Regions from separate parts of the Homo sapiens genome. Here all the other regions are linked to region 1. The links are chromatin contacts, found by Hi-C or POLR2A ChIA-PET in ENCODE. All regions are on one chromosome and are shown on one strand. The core of a region is the stretch at or near the end of the contact, and the rest is flanking DNA. Distances in the headings are between cores, read along the strand shown. Region 1 has its middle 4.5 kb from the start of LINC02732. Region 2 holds the start of PIH1D2 (PIH1 domain containing 2). Region 3 holds the start of ALG9 (ALG9 alpha-1,2-mannosyltransferase).

Region 1 (4,146 bases), core at 1-2,500:
ATTCTATGACTTAGAATGCCTTAACTGTCTGGGAATGCAGCCCAGTAGGTCTCAGCCTCATTTTACCTAGCTCCTATTCTAGATGGAGTTGCTATGGTTCAAATGCCTCTGACAGTACCAGCTGCCAAGCAGGCTGAGGCAGGAGAATCCCTTGTGCCCAGAAGTTTGAGGCTTCAGTGAGCAATGATCATGCTACAACACTCCAGCCTGGGTGACAGAGCAAGGCCTTGTTTCAAAAGTAAATAGGTAAATAAGTAAGAAGTCTGCTAAGCAGGGACAAACATGCAAACCTATAATGCCAATAAAGTATTATAGGTACTCTGACAGAAGTAAGGGGGAAGTGGTCAGTTCTGTTGGGCCTACACTGGTGAGGCTTCAGAGGGGACTGTCAGGGTGAATCTCAATTGGCAGTCAGTAAGCAGCCATGGAGGGAGAGGGTGGAGGAAGAGCTCATGGCGCAAGTGCACAGAGGTGGGAAACACCTGGTGAATTGAGGGACTACGAAAGAGAAAGAGTTGGAGAGTTCATTCCAAGGCCTAGGAGGCAGAGATGAAGGAGGCTGAAGAGAGAACAGGATAAAAAAACAGCAGATGTTATAGACTTCCTCTGCAGAGTTATCAGTGAACAAGAAGACATATATTCTCTGAAATGTGAACAGGCCTTGTGCTTAAAATGGGGCGATAGTGACAAGTCAAAATTAGTCAGTCTGCTTCCTGGGTTTCATAAGCCAAAATGCATTTGTGCTGTCTTTGAAATGACAAAAATGATTCTTTGCTCTCAACTTGGTGTTAAGCTAGTAGAGTTCTTTACTTCTTGGAGTGACCCAAACTTTCATTTCCAAGGAATCTGAGTCCTCAGCAGTCCTGCCTATGTCTTGTTACTAGCATCCTGGCTGGGGAGACTGAGGAAATGTATCTGGGGTCACCTCTCTTCTCCTATTATGCTGAAATAACTCTTTTTCTTTTATACTCAGAATTAATCACCCAGTCTATACCCAGACGTTCTTTTCTGTTTGCCAAAAAGTGGCAAAGTAAGAGTTTCACTTTCCTATTCAGTGAGCTCTTTAATATGTCCCTTGACTGAAACATTTTTTTTTTGTCCCTTTGGATTCTAAATCCTAAGGTCATTTCTCCTTCCAGGAAGGTGGATCATGAGATGTACTGCTTAGAGTTCTGCCCCTGGGAAGATTTTCCTTCTCAATTGTCTTTCAAGGCCGCCCCTAAGCGGGTGAAAGTTGCAACAATAGTCCTAATTGTGCTAGTGTCCTTAGACCAGGGAAGAGTCATCTGGAAACTAGTCTTGAACATTTTCTTCTTTAATCAGCAAGCCACAGGGAGTTTCCACAAGGCCGTATGTGTGGGCTGGGGTAGAATGGGTCTCCTCCAGCTCCAGGAGACAGTGCGCTCTGTCACGCCACAATCACTCACAGTGGGGAATTCCTCCCTCAAAGGTAGGGAATCTGATGCCTGAACAGCCAAGTGTCAGGCCTCAAGTCCTCCTTCACTTAAAAATTATATTTAAAAATTCATCTGAAAGTTTGTATTACTTTTTTGTTTCTTTGTTTTGAGACAGGGTCTGGCTCTGTCATGCAGGCTGGAGTTCAGAGGCACAATCTTGGCTCACGCAACCTCCGCCTCCTGGGTTCAAGCAATTCTCCTGTCTCAGCCTCCCGAGTAGCTGGGATTATAGGCACCAACCACCTCGCCTGGCTAATTTTTTGTATTTTTAGTAGAGACAGGGTTTCACCATGTTTGTCAGGCTGGTCTCGAACTCCTGGCCTCAAGTGACCTGCCCTCCTCAGCCTTCCAAAGTGCTAGGATTACAGGCATGAGCTACCACACCTGGCCTAACTTTGTAGTACTTTATAATTTCTTACAAATTTAAATCTTTATTCCATCTGGAAGTTCAAGGTAGGGACCAACTTTATTCATTTTCCAAATGACTAGCCTGTTGTCTGAATAATGTGTTTCTTTTCCCCACTTTATTATATAATCCAATCTCATTTGTATTTGGATCTGCTTCTGTTCTCACTATTTGGTTTTATTGATCATCTGTCCATTCCTGCAGCAGTATATCAGCAATAAATACTGCAGTTTAAATAACTGGCAAAGCTCTCCCTAATATTCTTCTGTGTTAGAATTTTCTTGGCTATTCGGGCATATTTTTATTTTCCAGACAAATTTTAATATTTTTTGCCAAGTTCCAAAAGAATTCCATTAGAATTTTGGAATTGTTATTGAGCTGTAAAAAATTTATAGATCAGTTTCAGAGAAAACTGACATATTTACAATGTGTGTCTTCCAAGCCAAGAATATGACATATCTTTTTATTTGTATGTGTTCTTTCTGGATGGACATTAATTCTGAGTGATATGAACTAGTTTCTTCTCCAGAGACATTTTCGTTACCACTCCTCCTATGGGAAGGAGGTTCTACAAAATGTAATCATTTCATTTTGGGCCACCAACATGTCTTGACTGTCAGTATAAACATATGAGTGTATTGCTGAAAACTGTGGTGTGATGATTAACTCTCCAAGATCCCTATACAGGGATTGTCAGTTGAAAAAACTACGTGGAAACCTTAAAACATCCAGAAACCACCAATATGTGTAATTTGCCTTTAAAGGATGTCATTTACTAAAAAACTGTCATTATTCCTAAGCAGGAATGGGGGCTGTAATGTTATGTTGGCCACATATTTGTGGCACATCTGAGAACTGTTTGTATAAATGCACTGGCTAGAAGCCCCATTCGCTGGTCCAAAACCCATTCTAACACTGACAACACAATAAAGAAGAATGGCACATGCCAAGTTATTTGACAAAACTTACCAAGGAGGTCACTGTGCTGGCTTTCCTTTTCTGTTGTGTACCCAGTGCCTAATACAAATCCTTGCATAGAGTTTGTGCTTAACTATTGAAGGAATGAATGGAGTCAGCAACAAGGATTAATATGCATGCTTTTTTTTTTTTTGAGATGTGAGTCTTGCTGTGTTGCCCAGGCTAGTCTCAAACTCCTGGGCTCAAGCAATCCTCCTGCCTCAGCCTCCCAAGTAGCTGGGACTACAGGTGCGTGCCACTGCACCTGGCTATATGCATGCTTTCTAGGGTAAAAAATTGAAGAGTGTAATTTGCTGCCATCCTAACTTATTACCGTCACCCTCTGGCATCATGGCAGTACTAAAAACTTCTAGATTGGCAGCTGGGACTGTTAAGCTCTCCTACCCTTGATTCACCAAATAACCATCTCCACGGTCAGCCTTTGTAGCTTGGTCAGTTCCTCCTAGCCCACCTTCCATTCCAGTAGTGGATGATCCCAAAGAGTAGGACTCCATTTTTCTTCCCACCAGCCACCTATTGCCAAAGATCCTTTGTGCCTTTACCCAGCCAAGTCACAAAACATTGAATAACCACACTGACATTTTGTTGTTGGCACTGGAATCAGAGACTACCATGTTATAATCTGAGATTTGGAATGATCACTCTAATGACAGATTTTGTCTGATCTCCTTCTCAGGGTGGTTGGGCTGGTGGGCTACAGTGAGTCTATCACGGCCAGACTGGGGCAGTGAAAATACTTGTTACCCACAGTTGCAGATATGAAGAATTTATGAACGAGAATGTTAGATCAGAGAGAATGCACAGAGTAAAAAAGAAGCATGTCCACCCAGGTAATCACAGAAAGAAGAGTCTCTAACCAGTATCAGGAGCTGGAATAGAAAGCCAAGGGATTGAAGACCAGAGAATATTGAATAGAGCCAAAATAGCTGCAGCCAAAAGCTGAGCTTTTATATATTATCATAGATCCATGACATGGGCAGCCTGAATTTATTTAAATGTCCTAGGATGTCCAGACATAATGGAGAATGAGGTAGGTATAAGTGTTAGGAGGCTATTGCACCTAAGTGAGAATTATTAAAAGAGTAGGGGGCTGGGCACAGTGACTGTAATTTCAAAATTTTGGGAGGCCAAGCAGAAGGATTGCTTAAGCTCAGGAGTTCAAGACCAGCCTGGGCAACAAAGTGAGACCACGTCTCTACAAAAAAATACAAAAAGTATGGCCAGGTGTGGCGGCATGTCCCTGTAATCCTAGCACTTTGGGAGGCCAAGGCGGGCAGATTGCCTGAGGTCAGGAGTTTGAGACCA
Region 2 (4,146 bases), core at 747-3,246, 1.7 Mb after region 1:
AGGCGGAGGTTGCAGTGAGCCAAGATTGTGCCATTGCACTCCTGCCCGGGTGACGAGAGTGAAACTCCATCTCAAAAAAAACAAAAACAAAAACATTTAAAAAATAATATCCTAAAAGCCACTCACCACAGGAATGAAAGAATTTTAGGCTCCAAGTAAGTCATTTCATGTATTAAAACTGCGTTTGATTATACTGTTGTTATTTGATTTCCCCAAGGCTGCTGGCTTTTAATTAGGAATCCAGACTGGGGTGGTGGCTCACGTATGTTACCCTAGTACTTTGAGAGGCTGAGGTAGGAGGGTTGCTTGAGGCCTAGGAGTTCGAGATTAGCCTGTGAAACATAGGGAGACCCTGTCTCTACAAAAATCATTTAAAAATTAGCCGGGTGTGGTGATGCCCACCTGTGATCCCAGCTACTTGGGAGGCTGAGGTGGGAGGATCGCTTGGGCTGCAATGAGCTGTGATTGTGAGCTGTGATTGTGCCACTGCACTCCAGCTTGAGCGACAGAGCCAGCAAGACCCTATCTCAAAAAAAAAAAAAAAAAAAAAAAAAAAAAGTCTGCCAGGCGCAGTGGCTCATGCCTGTAATCCCAGCACTTTGGGAGGCTGAGTCAGGTGGATCACCTGAAGTCAGGAGTTCAAGACCAGCCTGGCCAACATGGTGAAACCCCGCCTCTACTAATAATACAAAAATTAGCCGGGCATGGTAGTACACACCTGTAATCCCAGCTACTTGGGAGGCTGAGGCAGGAGAATCGCTTAAACCCGGGAGGCAGAGGTTGCAGCGAGCCAAGACCACACCATTGCACTCCAGCCTGGTGACAAAGTAAGACTCTGTCTCAAAAAACAAAACAAAACAAAACAAAACAAAAAAAAAACAAAAAAAATTAGCAATACCTAAGTGTAAAGTATTCTCTGGTTATTCTGGGATCATTTCATTCAAGACCTCCCCATCCCTGGCACCAACTCGACATACCAGAATCCTGGTCTGTAGACAAAGCTGTGGTTCTGGGGCAGCACAGAGCTGTTTCCCTTCTTTCAGCTGCTGCTGAATAAACTTCTCATAGCCCTCAGGGTCACTCTGAGCTAGATCATCTAGGAGGTTCCAAAACTGAGTAACTTGGGTAAGCAGACCTTTTGAGGATGTCTCCATGACTTATGAGTGGTGAATAATTTTCTTAAGCCTGTGGAAAAACACGACTTCAGGAAGAAAACTGTCTGTGTAATTATTGATTCATTTCTGCTTTGGGGAGGTGGAATGGGTCAGGAATTGTTTTGGTGAAGTTAGGACAGCATTTGTGTCTAAAAGGTTGTGGATCAGCACCACTTTATGTTTTCCTTATTCTTTAATTATCTAGTACCTCTTCCTAAATTCTCACATTGTCCTCTCAGATAAGGCCTTACTTCTATTTGGACCCTGACAAGTCAGAGTAATCATTTTAAGTCTGGGTTTCCTGATCTTCTTGTTCCAACACCTGACTGGTGGCTCCCCAGTTCTGAAATTGCCAGAGGTGTGGTGTGGGGTGAGGGCCACATAAGACTTCCTTAATCCTCAGTATAGTTTAGTATTTCAAAGCATGGACTTGTGAGCCAGAATGCCTAGATTCCGGTCTTAGTTCTATCTCTCACTAGCTCTGTGACCTTGAGCAATTAATGTTCTGTTCAAAATGAAGACGATAATACCTCTACCATAGGATTATTGCGAGATTAAGTAAGCTAATAGAGAGGCTGGGACACTTCTCTACGTCTTCAGATAAATCTCCTTAGCCTCTTCTCCCATTGGAGAGGTGTCCCACAGCATCTTTAGAATGAGGAAAAGAGGTTTAGATTCTTCAATTACTGTGTAAGGGTTATGCTAAACGGGAAACTTAACTAACGGATAATCATTCCATAGGTCTGCAAACCCACCTCTTCTCTCAGTTCTAACGGGTAATCATTCTATAGGTTGGCAAACCCACCTCTTCTCTCAGTTCCTTGACAAACCGCGACGCCTGTTACCAGGGTAACCAGCCTGGGTACAACATCTAATTGGGTCCGGGGAACTTCAGGGAGAAAAGTCTCTTCATATCTAGTTCCGGAATGTCCCCCTTCTGGTGCCAGGCTTGCTTTTCAGTTGGGCCTGACCCACTTCTCTTCCAGGAAAGCGCCCGCCTTCCTTCTGCACCCGTCAACCTCTGGAGTGTCCTGAAAACCCTCCCTTGTGGGAGTCTCTGGGCTGCCTGTTGGTGGGACGATTTCTCAGGAGCACGACTTCCGGCCTGAAAAGGAAGTCTCCTCCTTTTTCTCCCAAACCACTTCTTCCCCCCTACCCCCCGCCACGCGAGGCTGCGGCGCACGGTATGGGTGTGTTTGTGTGTATTTGTGTGGGGAGGGCGTTTGGAGGGAAGGTTACCGGGAGCTCCGAGGCCGCTGGGGAACAGGGATCCCGGTGACAAAGATGGGGATATTTCCTCTGTCTTCCACTTGGAAACCTCAACCCCCGCTTCAGGCTCCCTAGATACTTTCTGGGGCCCAACCGAAGGCCGTAGCCATCCAAAGCGTTCCCAGCCTTTCTGGGGAGTGAAACTTACCCCCGGGGTTCGTCCTAGAGGAGCGTGAGCGGGGAATGCCCAGGTCAACCGGGCTGTCCGAATTCCGCCCCGGCTCAGCCTCCGGCCTCAGTCCGGGAGAGAGATCTGCCTGTCGGTCTGGGCTGGGGGAAACGCGGCAGTGGCCTGGGCCACAGGTGAGGGCAGAGTAACCAGTGGGAAGGCTGCGTTTTCACGAAGGACTCGGGTGAAGCTGCAGAGCTGCCTTTGAGCCCTGACTCCTTGGCTTCCTGGGTCGGAGGAGATCTTGTAATGGAGTGGTTCTTCGTCTCACTAGCAAGATGCCTGATTTCCTCAGGATCAAGGGGTGAGTGAGCGTTGGGGTGGTTGCACAAAGCTCCTGCTAGCTACACACGAAAATATTCTTGTCATCTAGTTTTTGGAAGCTTCCGTAGCAAGTAGGAAATAAAATGCCCCCAAATGGAGAAATTTAGGACATCTTTGCATTTGATGTTTTGAGTAATCAGTTTCTGTTACTGTTGACACCCGTGGTTCCTGACACTCTCAAATCTACGTATTTGCTTCAGTGCAAACTATATTGGGATTGGAGGTTTGATTTTTAATTTAGACAGTGACATACATCATTTGCCTGGGACTATGTGGCTTGGGACGTTACAGCTTTAAGGGAACTTCATCTACAAAATAGGGATGGAGATACTTGCCTCATATAAAAAGTAGTTATGAGGATTAAATAAAATGGTGCTCATGAAAGCACTTAATTTTATGTAGTCTTGTGCATTTTCAAAGAACTTTAATGTACATTATCTCCTTTCATCTCACATTAGTGTGTTTAGGCATTTCCCTCTTTTAATGGTAAAGGGAAAACTATTCTTTAGAATCTCTGACTTCTAGTTCAGTGATCTTTCCTGTACCTCATATGCTTCTTTATAAAACTTCAAGAAAAGATAAAGTAATAACAGAAATTATTACTAAACGTTATTTGTTGATTCATTTCAGATTGAAGAATGTCCCGGATTCCACTGGGGAAGGTCCTCCTGAGGAATGTCATCCGGCACACAGATGCTCACAATAAGGTGGGAGGTACAACCTAGTTACTCCTCAACGCTTACTGAAGGCAAGCAGTGTGCCAAGCATTATTTTGGAACAACTGGGAGATACAAAGAATATTCTTGTCATCTAGTTTTTGGAAGCTTCCGTACACAGTAGGAAATAAAATGATGAATAAAATAGATAATTATAATACAGTTTGATAAGTACTGTATAACAGAGATATTTGCAAAGTGCTTTGGAGCACTAAGGAGGAAATAATAAAATCTACACTGGGGAATTAGAAAAGATTTTACAGAATTAGTGGTATTTCAGCTGCTGATCTTTGAACTGGTTCTTGAATAGGTATACGTTTACCAGGTATGAAATATCATTCTGGATAGACAGCATCATGCATTAATATGGCAACGAGAAAGAGCATTAATCACTTGGGGCATGGCAAGAAATTTATCCAGAAAGCAGGGAAGGTAGGGGATAGTGGCAGAAGATAAGGCCTCAGTGGTAATTAGAGTTGGATTGTGATGTTTGGAGCTGAGACTTCTTCCTCTA
Region 3 (4,146 bases), core at 870-3,369, 1.5 Mb after region 1:
GTGAAAAAAAGTGGTTGCTTCTGGAAAGTAGGATTTGGACACGAGAAGTGGAATAGAAAGCTACTGTTTTTCCTTTAGGTATTTTAGTAGTTGTTAACTTTAAAAACTATCTCCAGGTATTATTTTCATTTAAAAAAAAAAAGAAAATTACAAATTACACCTTTGTGTAAACCAGCTAAATTCCCTACAGCCTTCAATAGCAGGTAAATCATCCGCTTAGAATACAAAAGTGAAAACATGTTACTGGCCAGGCCCAGTGGCTCACGCCTGTAATCCCAACACTTTGGAAGGCGAGGTGAGAGGATCGCTTGAGCCTAGGAGTTAAATACCAGCCTCGGTGACATAATGAGCCCCCATCTCTGTTTTTTGAGACAGAGTCTCGCTCTGTTGCCCAGGCTGGAGTGCAATGGTGTGATCTCGGCTCACTGTAAACTCTGCCTCCCATGATCAAGCATTTCTCCTGCCTCAGCCTCCCGAGTAGCTGGGACTACAGGCGCCCACCACCATGCCCGGCTAATTTTTGTATTTTTAGTAGAGTCGGGGTTTCACCATGTTGGTCAGGCTGGTCTCGAATTTCTGACCTCAGGCAATTCACCGGCCTCAGCCTCCCAAAGTGCTGGGATTATAGGCCTGTTTTTTTGTTTTTTTTTTTAAGAAAATACAGTTATTTTACTAGGAGTCACACTTGTATATTATTTGTCTCTCGATTGGTAATAACACCTATGCTGCAAAATCAAGAACAAAAAGAGAAAACTAAAGAAATCACCTACTGGCTCCCAGTAGTTGAATGTTTCATCACAGTCAGAGATGTTGCTCAGGAGAGCAGCACATAACCTTGCTGAAAGCAGACACTTGAAAGCAGTAGATCCTTCAGGTGCCCAGACTTGTCCTGCTTTGTTCCCAGATAACCTGTTCAAAAGCAAAAAAAAAAAAAAAAAAAAAAGCATGTCAGGAAGGACCTGCTAATCAGAAGACCTAAATCTAGATAGAAAGGACAAAAAGGGCAAGGGACATCAAAGCACTTAAGTTATTCACCTAAAAAGGTGAATAGCTAGTTGTTTTTTCTCAGTAAAATTAATAAAAATTCAGATTTTTAAGAAAAAATTTTTATGAGATAGGGTCTTGCTATGTTGCCCAGGCTGGACTTAAACTCCTAGGCTCAAGTAATCCTCCTGCCTCAGCCTTCTGAAGAATTGACTTTAATCACTCAATCACTCCTTCCACTTCCTGCTTTTAAGGCATAAATTAACTCATACACTTTAGCTCAATGCATTTATGTCACTCCATTTATCCCAAGCCAACTAATCACTCACTTGAAGGCCACAAAGCTGTCATTCTCCTTTTCTTTCTTTTCTTAACAAGGTCATTGCTTTTGATGGCTTTATTCATTCCCCCTTATGTTCAGATAGAAGCCTAGGTGCAAGGTACATAGCCTACTCCAATTCCATATGTTGACAGCTCCCTTAATGCAGTTCTAACCTGCAGCCTCCAGGGTTTGGGAAGAGGTGATGGCGGGTTGGATGGGCCCAGTAAAGGGTCGGGACTTGAGGGAGAATAAAAGGAGCTGTGAGGAACAGCCGTAAAAGGTATACTCTTTGATCCTGTCTACATCTCCCACAGAGGCTGTGCCCACTCTAGGCCTGGCCCAGGAGCATCACAGATCCGCACTCCAAGGCAGTTTTACAGCGCAGTGGAGGGATCTAAGGTGGGCGAAGACTGAATGCTGACCCGCCCAGGAAGACCAATAGGACCTAGCTGAAGAGGGAGCTCGGGCCTCCCGCGGTGAGGCCAGGCCGGACTGAGCCCCGCGCGCCACAGCTAAGACCCTCCCGGGGGCAGCCCCGAACCGCCCCGCCGGCCGGCCACGCCCCTGCCGCGCCGCACACGTACTCGGTCCGGTGCTCCGCGCCGCCCGCCTCTCGGCTGCCCAGCAGCTCCCGCAGCTTGTCCGCAGCCGGGGCCGTATCCCCACTGCTGGCCCCGCTGCCCTTCAGGCGCTGCCGAGCCCCTCGACTAGCCATGGCAAGCCTGGGGAAAAAAGAATTCGGCACCCTATGAAGTCGGTGAGCGCGCAGACATAGCTTTGGCTGGCAAACGGTGTCCGCCGAGGGACAAAAGACCTTGACATGCGCAGAAAATACTAAATTATAGCGTTACTGGGCCAATTGGGGCAGATCCCCGAGTAGCGAAGAAATAGAACCTGAGGAGTTTCTTCATCAGGGCTGTCCCATCCACCTGCTTCTAACTCTAGCCATTCCTACCTCCCTCCAACCCTCTTTTCCGTCACTTTTCAGCATTCTCCATTCTCAAAAAAAAAAAAAACCACCTCTCAGCTCCCCTATTTAAATGAAAAAACAAATAGAAAGTGATTAAAGAAATCTACATAGTGAGATGTGAAGTATTCAGTTAAATATCACAGCACAGCTATCTACTAAAAGGTCCTTAAAATGTCATTTTTAACACCTTGCCTTCTCTGTATTTTGGTAAGAGTGACAGAGGCAGCCTGTAGCTAAAAACTGCTTCAGAGAGACAAACCGGTAATGGCAGAGTGTAGACTGATGAAATTCTGTGCGGCAAATTGAACCAGATGTCCATCACTGTCATCGCTACTACGGCATTGTGGTAGGCATTTTACATATTTTATCCTTTTTAAACTTAATACAACAACCTTGTTTTATTTACCAGGAAACTAAATAAACTTGGAGCTAGTAAATGGTGGAGCTATGTTCCAGCCCAGGACTATCTTACCGGAAAGCCCATGCTCTCTCTTCCCACCAGATCTGGTGAAAGGTCTTCATTTCCTACAATCATTTTTATACTGGCACATTGATGATATCATACCTGTGACCCCCATATCTTGGGGGTCATTCATCTAATCCTGACACTCTATCCACTCCTCTAATCACAGAGCTATATCCTACCCTGTCGAGCTCCATGCCAGTAACTGGGACAAGTTTATAGAGGGAATGCTAATCTCTTGACAAGGTCTCAGAAGGTTGTGATTTCCTACTAAAAATTCCCAAGTATTGAAAATGGAGATTGATCATATTGCTCAATTCTCACATGCAGTCATTAGTTACCAAGTTCAAATATCCAGCTTAACTCTTTTTTTCTTTTCTTTTTCTTCTTTTTTTTTTTTTTTTTTTGAGACAAGAGTCTTCCTTGCTCACCCAGGCTAGAGTGCAGTGGCACAATCTCAGCTTACTGCAACCTCTGCCCCCTAGGTTCAAGAGATTGTCTTGCCTCAGCCTCCCTAGTAGCAGGGACTATTGCCACCACACTGGCTAATTTTTGTATTTTTAGTAGAGATTAGGTTTCGTCATGTTGGCCAGGCTGGTCTGGAACTCCTGGCCTCAAGTGATCCACTTACCTCAGCCTCCCAGAATGCTGGGATTATAGGCGTGAGCCACTACACCCAGCCTAACTGTATCTCATATACCCATCTCCTCCTTTTCATTTAAGTCTAATGCAGGTCCCTCCCTGTCTACGTAGGACTAACACAATAGCATCTCCACAGGGATCACTCATCTCAAATTCATCCTGTGCAACATTAACCAGTTAATTTTCCAAAGCACTACTCTGGGGCACTTCCTTAATAAAAAACCACCGGATGTTTTCCTATTGCCTACCAAATAAAGTACAAACTCCTTATTCTAGCATTTGGTATTCATGAACTCCAGCCCCAACTTACCGTTCCAATCTTATCTCCCACTACTTTCCTATGCACACTTTACATCCCAGCTAACTAGCCTAGAAAGTGCCCCCAAATGCTCCCTTATCTATATCTCTGTTTATGGATGTCCTCTGCCCAAAATGCACACCCTACTTGCCTAACAATTCTCCCTTCACATTCCTGCCCTTGTTTTAAGATCCAGCTTTCAAACGCTACCTTATACATGTACCAAGCACTACTGAGGATAGAAGAAAGGGATAAATCACATTACCTGCCATCAGTTAGCAAAATAGTCAATGTGGAGAGCTCAGCAATAGATGTGTCTGTAAGAGATCCCTTGATTCTTTATCCCACTCCCCAAACTTACTCGTATGGCAGTGTTTCCATCCAAGTTAATGACACTTCCAATCTTCTAGGTATTCAGGTCAAAAACCTAGTAGTCTTGCTTAATTCCTTTATTTCTCTAACCCCAC

Evidence for each region. Hi-C counts contacts between places; a loop is a spot of excess contacts on that map. ChIA-PET counts read pairs that join two places held with the same protein, here RNA polymerase II (POLR2A). Pooled maps may share reads with other maps.
Region 2: a pooled map shows a loop between it and region 1 (2.3-fold over the local background). The contact joins the promoter of PIH1D2 here to the enhancer-like site in region 1. A Hi-C loop is called at or near these places in 1 of 37 single-sample maps with no recorded cell type and 1 of 50 pooled maps. POLR2A ChIA-PET finds 5 or more read pairs at or near these places in 1 of 52 experiments (activated T-cell).
Region 3: a pooled map shows a loop between it and region 1 (3-fold over the local background). The contact joins the promoter of ALG9 here to the enhancer-like site in region 1. A Hi-C loop is called at or near these places in 4 of 50 pooled maps. POLR2A ChIA-PET finds 5 or more read pairs at or near these places in 2 of 52 experiments (CD8-positive, alpha-beta memory T cell and GM12878).

What each region holds. Positions count from the first base shown.
Region 1 is chr11:110,348,546-110,352,691 of GRCh38, forward strand. No RefSeq gene overlaps it. Among named protein-coding and RNA genes, the nearest start is that of LINC02732, 4.5 kb to the right of the region's middle. RefSeq lists enhancers at 372-421, 1,022-1,551. Within about 2 kb of position 1,251, at least 3 of the 41 ENCODE cell types and tissues checked have a DNase peak (open chromatin) inside an H3K27ac peak, as active enhancers do; they include GM12878, where a contact is called at or near this core.
Region 2 is chr11:112,072,021-112,076,166 of GRCh38, forward strand. PIH1D2 (PIH1 domain containing 2) reads right to left here and starts at 1,997. Exons shown (of 6, transcript NM_138789.4): 1 at 1,960-1,997; 2 at 978-1,185. The coding sequence starts at 1,154. NKAPD1 (NKAP domain containing 1) reads left to right here and starts at 2,279. Exons shown (of 6, transcript NM_018195.4): 1 at 2,279-2,896; 2 at 3,547-3,623. The coding sequence starts at 3,555. RefSeq lists enhancers at 2,082-2,131, 2,542-2,661, 2,722-2,771.
Region 3 is chr11:111,869,462-111,873,607 of GRCh38, forward strand. It overlaps ALG9 (ALG9 alpha-1,2-mannosyltransferase), which reads right to left and starts at 2,120. Exons shown (of 15, transcript NM_024740.2): 1 at 1,891-2,120; 2 at 771-909. The coding sequence starts at 2,021. RefSeq lists a silencer at 1,756-2,065.